Linked DNA regions of Homo sapiens: region 1 is linked to region 2. A link is an interaction called in ENCODE POLR2A ChIA-PET data of the cell type or tissue named here. Cell type or tissue: MCF 10A. All regions are shown on one strand. Links, peaks and the distances in the headings refer to the core of each region. The heading gives the core; the rest is flanking DNA. Region 1 has its middle 25 kb from the start of CITED4. Region 2 overlaps SCMH1 (Scm polycomb group protein homolog 1).

The links. Peaks named below come from ENCODE experiments on the same cell type or tissue, not always from the same donor. Only the 100,000 strongest peaks of a DNase experiment are listed, where the experiment ranks them.
Region 1: POLR2A ChIA-PET joins it to region 2 with 6 read pairs; 1 of 35 experiments calls an interaction of 5 or more read pairs at or near these places.

The regions. Positions count from the first base shown.
Region 1 is chr1:40,884,493-40,889,873 of GRCh38, forward strand. No RefSeq gene overlaps it. Among named protein-coding and RNA genes, the nearest start is that of CITED4, 25 kb to the left of the region's middle. In MCF 10A, for the core only: no CTCF peak of the experiment used is centred there; a DNase peak (open chromatin) is centred at 2,319.
Region 2 is chr1:41,106,959-41,112,339 of GRCh38, forward strand. The region is part of intron 8 of SCMH1 (Scm polycomb group protein homolog 1); the gene reads right to left. Among named protein-coding and RNA genes, the nearest start is that of SLFNL1, 88 kb to the left of the region's middle. In MCF 10A, for the core only: no CTCF peak of the experiment used is centred there; DNase peaks (open chromatin) are centred at 2,543 and 3,163.

The DNA of each region.
Region 1 (5,381 bases), core at 69-5,068, 220 kb before region 2:
CTGTAATTAGGATAATTGCGCTGCTCCCAGCCTGGGGCAGCTCAGGACCCCGGCTGCACCGCGCTGGCCCGGGACGGGCGGGGGCAGGGGGTGGCGGGGCCCGAGCGATACAGCCCCTGGCGCAGTCCGTTCCTCTAGACAGGTGAGTCAGCACACCTGGGCGGCCCCAGCCACCAAGGGGCTTTGTGGGGAAATGAGGGAAGGGGAGAGAACTAGCCTGGACGGAGCACCTAATGTATGCCGGCGGTGTGGATTAAACTATTCCATTACGGCTCAACATTGGGGTATTGCGGGAGTAGGTGAGAACATCTGTCCTGCCCGGTGGTGCCTGACCCAGAGAAGATGTGCAAGACGAATAGCATCTTCATCTGCACAGCAGTTTAGCAGGTGGGCATCAGGAGGCCCAGAGGTTAAGTCTCAAGACTACACAGCCGGGAGATGCATGCTTCAGAAAGGAGGACGATGAAGACCTGCCTGGAGTGGTGGCCCACAACTGTAATCCTAGCACTTTGGGAGGCCTAGGCGGGGGAATTGTTTGAGTTCAGGAGTTCGAGACCAGCCTGGGCAACATAGCAAGACCCAGGTCTCCCCCACCACTCCATCTCTACAAAAAATACAAAACAGGCCTGGCACGATGGCTCACGCCTATAATCCCAGAACTTTGGGAGGCCAAGGCGGTCAGATCACCTGAGGTCAGGAGTTCAAGAGCAGAGCTGGCCAACATAGTGAAACCCCATCTCTATTAAAAATACAAAAAAATTAGCTGGGTGTGGTGGCAGGCGCCTGTAATCCCAGCTACTCATGAGGCTGAGGCAGGAGAATTGCTTGAACCCGAGAGGCGGAGGTTGCAGTGAGCCGAGATTGCGCCATTGCACTCCAGCCTGGGCAACAAGAGCGAAACTCCATCTCAAAACAAACAAACAAAAATATTACCTGGGTGGTGTTGTGCGCAGGTAGTCCCAGCTACTCAGAAGGCTGAGGCAGGTGAATTGCCTGAACCCGGGAGGTGGAGGTTGCAGTGAGATGACATTGTGCCACTGCACTCCAGCCTGGGTGATGGTGTGAGACCCTGTCTCAAAAATAAAAAGAAAAGAAAAGAAAAAAGAAAGAAAATGAAGACCTGACCGTCCTGGCTAACACAGTGAAACCCCGTCTCTACTAAAAATACAAAAATTAGCCGGGCACGGTGGCGGGTGCCTGTAGTCCCAGCTACTCGGGAGGCTGAGGCAGGAGAATGGCATGAACCCCGGAGGCGGAGCTTGCAGTAAGCCGAGATTGTGCCACTGCACTCCAGCCTGGACGACAGAGCGAGACTCCATCTCAAAAAAAAAGAAAAAGAAAAAGAAAAAGAAAATGAAGACCTATGCCCAGCGAGCTTTGGCTTTGCTCCCTCAAGTACCTCATTTTTACTGCATCTTGGATCCCAACCATAAAGCCCATTCCTGATCCTTAGGTTCTTGGCAGGCCTAATCATAACTGCAGATCTTTATCACTGATACAAGCCACATGAAATCCTTCTGGAAAAGGCAGGTTAAAAAGAAATGATCTGATTTCAAGATCTAATCTCTAATCCTAAACCCAACCTAAACCTTAACCCTGCTCCTCCATACCTAACTCCCAAATTAATCTTCACCTTGGCCCCTGCCCATGTCTCCAAACTTCTCCCCGCAGTGATCCTCTGCCACTCCTCCCACCTCCCCAGGTGCCCTCCTTTCAGTGGTGGTTTCAAGTCTCTGGGTCTTTGCATATGCTGCAGCCGCACGTCAGGATATCCTTTTCCAGGGCCACCTGGTAAACTCCTCTCACCCTTCAAGGTCCTCCACAAGCCCTTGGTGTTCCTTTCCCGGCCCTGTGCTGCCTTGTTTCCTGACCAGGCTCTCCTCAGATTCAGCTCTTAGGAGGTAGGGTCTTAATCTGCTGGGAGTAAAAATTGGAAGTAGAACAAATGATTGATTGTGAATGAGTGAGTGAGAGAATGAATGAATGAATGACTTACTGAATAAACAAGTGAACACTGGCCAGGTGCAGTGGCTCATGTGTGTAATCCCAGCACTTTGGGAGGCCGAGGCAGGAGGATCACTAGAGCCCAGGAGGTTGAGACAGCCTGGGCAACATAGGGAGACTGGATCTCTACAATTTTTTTTTTTAAACAAACAAGTGAATACCTATTCTGAATCTAAATCCTTAACCTTCTCCCTGGATCCATTCCCAAGAAGGGAACAATTGGAAGATCAAGAGAACCCCCAGCCACCAGGTGCCCTGAGATTGTTCTGTGTGTGTGCGTGTGTGCGTGTGTGGGTGTGTGTGTTTTCCTGTGTGCATGCCCGTGCATGCACATGCGCTTGAGTCAGGAACTTTGAATCAGACAAGCCTGGAGTCCGCTCCTGGCCACAGGGTTCACCAACTGAGTGACCTGAGCAAGTACCTGCACCTCTCTGGGTCTTCATGAACTCAAACATGCTAACAATAAAAAACCCATCATGGAGAATCAGCTCTTCTTCCTTTGTTCATTTACCCTCCCCCAGCCCCTTGCCTATGGCAGGCTCAGTGTTTGGTGCTGCGGGAACAGGAGTGGAAGGAACACATTTTTCCCCTCAAGGAGCACTAGTAAGGGTAGGAAGCAGGTCTGCAGGGAAGAGGGAACAGCCCCTGGGTGGAGAGGGAAGCTTCTTAGAGGATGTGAGAATCACTTGGGTTTGCTGCTGGACAAGTCAAGGCAGAGGCAGCCACATGTTCAAAGACAACAAGCTGTGAACAAAGGGTTCCCTATTACTGCTGGAGAATGAGGTGGGAGGTGGGGGGTGGTGGCAGAAATTGGGGCTGGTGAGGGTGACAGTGTCCAGATCAGGGAAGGCTTTAGGGGCAGTCTGTGAAGTCTATGAAATATGCACACTTTATTCTCTAAGCAATAGGGAGCCATTGCAGGTTTGGGCAGGGAGGGATGGGCAGGTCTGTGCTGTAGAAAGCTCACTCTGACCAGCAGTGTGGAGGCCATCATGGAGGTGGCTGTGGTGAGAAGCCGGTGGGGGAGTGCAAGGGACATGAAATGATCTTGGTAATAGCCGACCTTTATTGAATGCCTACTATGTTCTAGGTGCTTAACTCATCTAATTCCCACAACACCCATCTGAAGTAGATTCTCTCATGAGCTCCTTCTAGAAATGTCATCAAAACACTAAAGTCTCCAATGTTTCTATCTCCAGCCTGAACCTCCCTTCTGAATTCCACACCTATATGTGCAATAGCCGGTTGGCTTCTCTACTGAATGTCTAATAGGATCTTAACCTTAACGAGTCCGAAAACAATCTCCCCAAACCTGCTTCTCTCAGTCTTCTCCATCTCAGTCAATAGCAGTTTCACTTTTCCAGTTGCTCAGGCTAAAAATGTTGGAGTCATCCCTGTCCACCCTCCACTTCTTACTTCCCATATCTGATCTATCTGCAAATCTTGTCGGTTCTAACTTCGGTACATACCTTCTGGTCTTCTCACCCCTCTCCTCCAGACTGCTGCCAGGTGGGCCAAGTCCCCACTGTTTCCTACCTGAATTACTGCAGCGGCCCCATTACTGATGGGCTCCCTGCCTCTGCCCCTTCGACCTATTCTTCACGCAGCAGCTGGTGTGACCTTAACATACAAAGCTAGATCAGGTTCCTCCTGCTCAAACCTTTTCCCAGCTCCCTAGAGTCAAAGTCCTGATAATAGCAGAGAGATCCCAACATGATCCAGTCCTTGTCTCCCCAGCCCCTTGTCAGACCTCTTCCCACATGCTTCCCCCCAACTCCAGCCACACTGACCCCCTTGCCAGCTTTCCCATTAACCTCAGAATTATTGCACTTGCCATTCCTTCTACCTGGAATGCCATCTTCCCAGATATCCGTGTCATTTTCTCCTTCAAATTTCTGTTCAAATGTCATCTTACTAGTGAGATCCTCCTTAACCACCCCATTAAAAATAACAACTTGGCTGGGTGCAATGGCTCACACCTGTAATGCCAGCACTTTGGGAGGCCGAGGTGGGAGGATTGCTTGAGGCTAGGAGTTTGAGACCAGCCTGAGAAACATAAGGAGACCCCCCCATCTATACGAAAAATTAAAAAATTAGCTGGGCATGGTGGTGCGTGCCTGTAGTCCCAGTGACTCTGGAGGCTGAGGCAGGAGGATCCCTTAAGCCCAGGAGGTTGACTCTGCAGTGATCCATGATCCTGCTGCTGCACTCCAGCCTAGCCAACAGAGCGAGAGCCTGTCTCAAAAACAAAACAAAACCTCACCTTCCTCCCCTACCCAGGCACCTTGTATCCCCTTCCCTGTTTATTGTTTATACTACATGTCACCATCTGAAACATTTTATAAATTATATTTTACTTTCTGGTTTATTATCTTTCTCTTCTCCTCTCCCCTTCCCTCCCCTCCCCTCACCCCACTAGAATGTCAGCTCCACAAGGACAGAGATTTTTCTTTATTTGCTTCACTGCCATATCCCCAGTGCCTAAAGTATTGTAGGTGCCCAGTAAATTCTTCTGAATGTTGACTATGGAATCTGTGTGCTACAGAAACTAAGGCACAAGGAGATTAAGTAAACTTGCACAAAGTCACACACTAGTAAGTGGTTGGATTTGGATAATGAACTCAGAATATAGGCAGTGACAGCAGAGAATGAGAGGAGGGAATGAAAGAAAACAAGGACCTGACAGATGGGCTCCAGGTCCATGGGCTGATGTTGCACCAAGGGGTGAGGTTGATGTTGTGAGACCTCCGGGGGTTGACATGAAGATTAAATGAGCTGAGACTTGAAAACACATTGTATATATAGGGAAAAGAGATTTTAAGAAAACTATTATTCCATGAATTTTGAATTCCCAGCCATGTTCCTGGCCTTCTCCACCCTTGCTGCTGAGGCATCTGTTGCTTCCAGTCGGGGGCAGATTCAGCAGCAGATGAGCAGCTCATCCTTAGCTTTGCCTTTCTAAATGGATTTTTTGAAAGAGTAGAGGAGACCTAACAGTGTCAGAATCCAGAATTTCAATGTAAAGGCCTACACAGTTGGGAGAGATACCCAAAACTTCCTTTTAAATGTCAAGACCTGGGCTGGGCGCAGTGGCTCACGCCTGTAATTCCAGCACTTTGGGAGGCTGAGGTAGGTGGATCACCTGAGGTCAGGAGTTGAGACCAGTCTTGCTAACATGGTGAAACCCCGTCTCTACTAAAAATACAAAAATTAGCTGGGCGTGGTGGCGTGCGCCTGTAGTCCCAGGTACTCGGGAGGCTGAGGCAGGAGAATCACTTGAACCCGGGAGGCAGAGGTTGCAGTGAGCCGAGATTGCATCACTGCATTCCAGCCTGGGCTACAGAGTGAGACTCTTGTCTCTAAAAATAAAAATAAAA
Region 2 (5,381 bases), core at 122-5,121:
ATTATAGGCGTGAGCCACCACGCCCGGCCTTAACTATTTTTTAATTCCTTGACCATACTTTTTTTTTTTTTTAACTTCTGGCCCTACACTAATCTGTTTCCACTGCTAGAGAGAATTTTTTCTCTACCTTCCCATTCTTAAGGTTTCAGCTTAGACATCACTTCATTTGGAAGCCTTCGTTTGGAAGTCTTGTCCTTTATTCATCCATTTACCCAATAGCTATAGAGCAGCCCATGTTAGACATGCTAGGCTCAAGGGAGGTTATAGAGATCTCCAACCTCCAGTCCCCTCAATCTAGGTTGGGGTCCCTCTGTACTTTATTCCTCCAAAGTCGTACTTTATTGGTCTATATGTTCACAAAACTGTAAACACTAACGGCAGAATCTCCATCAACTGAGCCAATGACTAGTACTTAATCATGACTTGATAGTTAGAATTTGAATAAATGGATGGATGAGGAAGATCAGTCTATCAGGTGACCTCATGTTGAGACCTACAAGTTAGCCTTAAGTTGTATTATTCTTGCCTCTATCCTAGTTTTTCTCTCTGTAGTCTAGGATTACATTTTTTTTTCTTTCTTGAGACAGAGTCTTGCTCTGTCACCAGGCTGGAGTGCAGTGGCATGATCTTGGCTCACTGCAACCTCTGCCTCCTGGGTTCAAGCGATTCTCCTGCCTCAGCCTCCCGAGTAGCTGGGACTACAGGTGGGCACCACCACACCCAGCTAATTTTTGTATTTTCAGTAGAGACGGGGTTTCACCATGTTGGCCAGGATGGTCTCGATCTCTTGACCTTGTGATCTGCCTGCCTCGGCCTCCCAAAGTGCTGGGATTACAGGCGTGAGCCACTGCGCCTAGCCTAGGATTACAATTTAATTAACTCTTTCTGCCCTAGAATCCCAAAGTGATTGTGGCATAATTTCGTATGTGGTTTTAAAACAAAAAGAGAACATTCTTTAAGTATGGAAAGCACTTTCCAAATAAAAAAAGGAAAAGATATTCTGAAAGTTTTGTTTCTAAGCATCAAATTATTACCCTCCAGACCAGTGTAAGAATCCTGTACGTGAGCCACGATGTTGAGTCCGATTTTGAAATTTTTGCTTTGTACAAAGAAACCTGTCGCAGGTAGAAAGGGTAGACTGAGAGGGTAAAGGAGGCCTGGTTGACCATGTACTCTAACAGGTATGCTAAAGTGCAGCACCTCTACTAGATTCCCATATTTGGATTAGCATGTAGACAGCAGACAGATCCAGTTTAACAACATATGAAGTCACAAGAGACGAATGTACTAATCCAGAATAGCAATATATTAATTTATAATAAAAATATAAAGTAGCTTGGGTCTCATGTTGTCTCGCTGCTATCAATCCACATAGGGAGCTAAGGTATAATCTGAAACTGGCTTTCCCAGCCTGAAATCAGAGCAAGGGGAAGTCAAGTGGATTATCATGATGGCTAAAGGTATGATTAGCATCATAGTCATGCCATATGTACTGAATTCTTCATTTTGCTTTTTACATTTAAAAACTAAAGCATGTATCTGTTTCAGTTTTATTTTAAGTCACAAAAAATAAGCTAAAAGTAAAAAGCTTCTGCCTTTTATAACCAAGTACTCTGGATTAGTTGGACGCTTGGTAGTTACTACCCATCAGAGTTGGCTTGGCCACAGGAGTTTAGCAACTAAAAGGGATACTACTTGGCTTAGAAAAGGAGAAAAAGAGAGGCAGCAGACAGCTGGCACACAGGAATTACTTCAAAAAGGCAGAGATAGGTGATAGGTGAGCTGATGAACCTAAAATCATGTAGGAGACAGAGGCACAGGAGTCACCTGCTACCTATTCCCAAGATCATTAAACTAGATAGTATTACAGAGGTAAAAGTGCCCACTAGGGATCATGTAGTTCAGCCTCTCACATGTAAGAATGACTTGCTCAATGACGTAACCAAGTTTGTGGCCTGGCTGGGACTAGAACCCAGTTCAGTGCTCTGATACTACACCATACTTTTTCTTTCCTATTTTTTATCAGGATTTGGAAGCCAAAATCCAGGGTCTCAAATGAAGCTTTGAAGAAGGGCCAAAGGAGAATGGGAAGAGTATCAGGGAGACAAGTGTGAAAACAATATGCCTCAGTGATATATTGGTCCTGACAGGTGGCTCTACTAAAAGATCTCCATGGTTTCACTCTCTAGACTCAGATATCAACAGAGCCAAGTCATTTAATTATCTGAGCTTCAGTTTTCTCATAAATAAAATGTATCTGAAAATAATTATACCTTGTTCAGAGTTACCAGAAGATAAAATGAAAATCTGTGTGTAAAGGAACATTAAATAAATATTGGTTTTTCCTATTTGCCATGAGCAGGAAACATTATCTTACTCTGAATTTTTAACATTTGCATACTAATGACCAGAAGGTAGGAAAGAAGGAGGAAATAGTATGATTAGAAAGAGAACAGGCTTACACACAGAGAACAACTTGTTTTGTGAAATGAATTGAGTAACCACATTTTTTCCACATTGCATCACTTGCTCCTTAGCCAGGACATGGAGACTGCTGGCCAAACTTCTGCTGTTATAGAAAGCGCTTTTGTAGGACTTACTGAGGGTGTAAAGTGTGGGAGGAGACAGTTGTTAGAGGGAACAACCTAACTGCTGGAATGATGACTGAAGCACCTGGTCTGGAAATGTCACCTGGAAGGTCTCTCTCTACCTTCTGAGCCTGGTCCTCTGACCATCTTCTGTTGAAAATCTAAGGACTCCAGAGACACAGAAGAGAGGAAAACAGTCAGCAAACTTCTCTGGAAGCATCAGCCACAGAGTGAGTCATATTTCTTATCAGCAAGGTTTGCAGCCAAAAAGGAATGCATATCCAGCAACCTGGACACAAAGACCGTCAGCTCTGTTGGCTCTGGAGAACTGCCTAACTGCTCTAGATTTATCAGTCAAAAGAACAGTGAATTCCCTAGGCATGAAAATGAGAAAATCAACCTATTAACTGAATAAAGCCCAGAGCACCAAGGCTTATCCTGTTTTAGCCTCAAGTAACAAAAATGACTCTGCTATCAGTTCCAAGGTACCTCGCTTCTTGCTGCTTCCACAGAGCTATTACCTCACAGTGCTTCCTCACAATGCATTTACCATACTGACCCCAGGGTACTTGTTTCTTGCATCACAGAGAGGAGTGGCACTTTCCTGAGCCAAGAAGTGTGTTTCCCTTTCATTCTGCCCGAGGATCTCTCCACCTCAGTGCAACTATCCTAATCCAAGCAACCTCATTTCTTCCTTGTCCACAATTACCACTGTACAACTCATTCTCCACAGACCAGCTCAAGTAATTTTTTTTAGATAATAGCTTTATTGACATAAGTTACATACCACAAATTCACCCTACATTTGTGTTTTCTAAGATATTCAGAGTTGTGCAAACATCATCCCTAATTTTAAAACATTTTCATTATCCTCAAAAGAAACCCCAATAGCAGTCATTTCCCATTTTCCCTCCCCTAGTCACTGGCAACCACGAATCTACTTCTGTCTATGTGTATTTGCCAATTCTGGACATTTCATATAAATGTAATCATCAATGATTATCTTTTGTGACTGGCTTTTCATTTAGCATAATGTTATTAAGATGCATCTATACTGTAGCATGTATTAGTACTTTATTCCTTTTTTATTGCCAATTAGTATTTTGTCCTCTAGCTATACCACATTTTATTTATCCATTTATCAGATGATGAACATTTGGGTTGTTTTATCTTTTTGGCTACTATAAATAATGCTGCCATGAATGTTCATTATGTGTTTTTGTGTGAACATATGTTTCTATTCTTTTGGGTATATATCTATGAGTGGACTTACTGGGTCACATGGTAACTCTTTAACATTTTGAGTAACATCCAAACTGTTTTCTAAAGTGGTTGCAGCATTTTCCAATCTCACCAGCAATGATCGAGAATTCCAGTTTTTCCACATTCTCAGCAACATTTGTTATTATCTGTCTTTTGCTTATAGCTGTATCCATGGGTGTGAAGTTGTATTTCACTGTGGCTTTGATTTGCATTTCCCTAATGATGAATGATATTGAGCATCTTAAGTGCTTATTGGCTATCTGTGTATGTTATCTGGAGAAATATCTATCCAAATCCTTTCCTTATTTTTAAATTGGGTTGTCTTTTTTATTATTGAGTTATAGGTGTTCTTTTATATTCTGGATACAAGTCCAAGTGATTTTTTTAAAGTAAATCAAATCTTGTCACTTCCCTGGCTTAGTACCTTCTAATGGTTCCCTAATATGTTTAGAATAAAATCCAATATTCCCACTCTGGTTTACAAGGTCCTACATGATTTGGCACCTGTCCACTTCTCCAACATCATCTTGCACTGCTTGTTTTTGTTTGAGACAGAGTCTCGCTCTGTCGCCCAGGCTGCAGTGTATTGGTGCGATCTTGGCTCACTGCAACCTCTGCCTCTCAGGTTCAAGCAATTCTCCTCCCTCAGCCTCCTGAGTAGCTGAGATTACAGGCGTGTTACCACCACGCCTTGCTAATTTTTGTATTTTTAGTAGAGATGGGGCTTCACCATGTTGGCCAGGGTGGTCTCAAACTCCTGAGCTCAGGTGATCTGCCTGCCTTGGCCTCCCAAAGTGCTGGGATTACAGATGTGAGCCACTGCACCCAGCCCCTTGTACCACTTTCTTGCTCAGGCAATGCATTCTAGTCACAGCAGTCTGCTTTCTGCCCTTGGAACACAGCAAACTCACTCATGTCTCAGCATCATTATATTAGTTGTTCCTTCTGCCTGCCTGGAAGTCTCTTTCCTTGGATGACTCCTTCTCATCATTCAGGTCTCAATTCAAGTATCAACTTTTCAGACAAATTTCTTGAAAAGAAATTCTTCCTAAACAAGTTTCCCCTCTACAAAGAACTTTTGTGAATGATAAATATGTTCATTATTTTCATTGTGGTAATGGTTTCATGGATGTATATAGATGTCAAAACTTTTCAAATTGTACACTTTAAATACATGCCATTTATCTTATGTCAATTATATTTCAATAGGGCTATTAAACAAAAAAAACCCTTTACAATTATACCTTCACTGTCACTATCCCATCATACTTTATTTCCTTAGGAGAAATTATTTTATTTCTGTCTATAAAAATTATCTATATGAAATTATCTTATTTCTTGATTTAAATGTTTACCATCTGTTTCACCCAACTAGAATGGAGGTGTCATGAGCACAGCAATGTTGTTCATTTTTGTCACTTGTGTACTCTCAGCTTGGCTTACAATTAGGTGCTCAATAAATATTTGGCTAATTGAATGAATGAATTCAACAGAGGTTTAGAAAAAGATCCTCAGACAATAAGAAGGGTG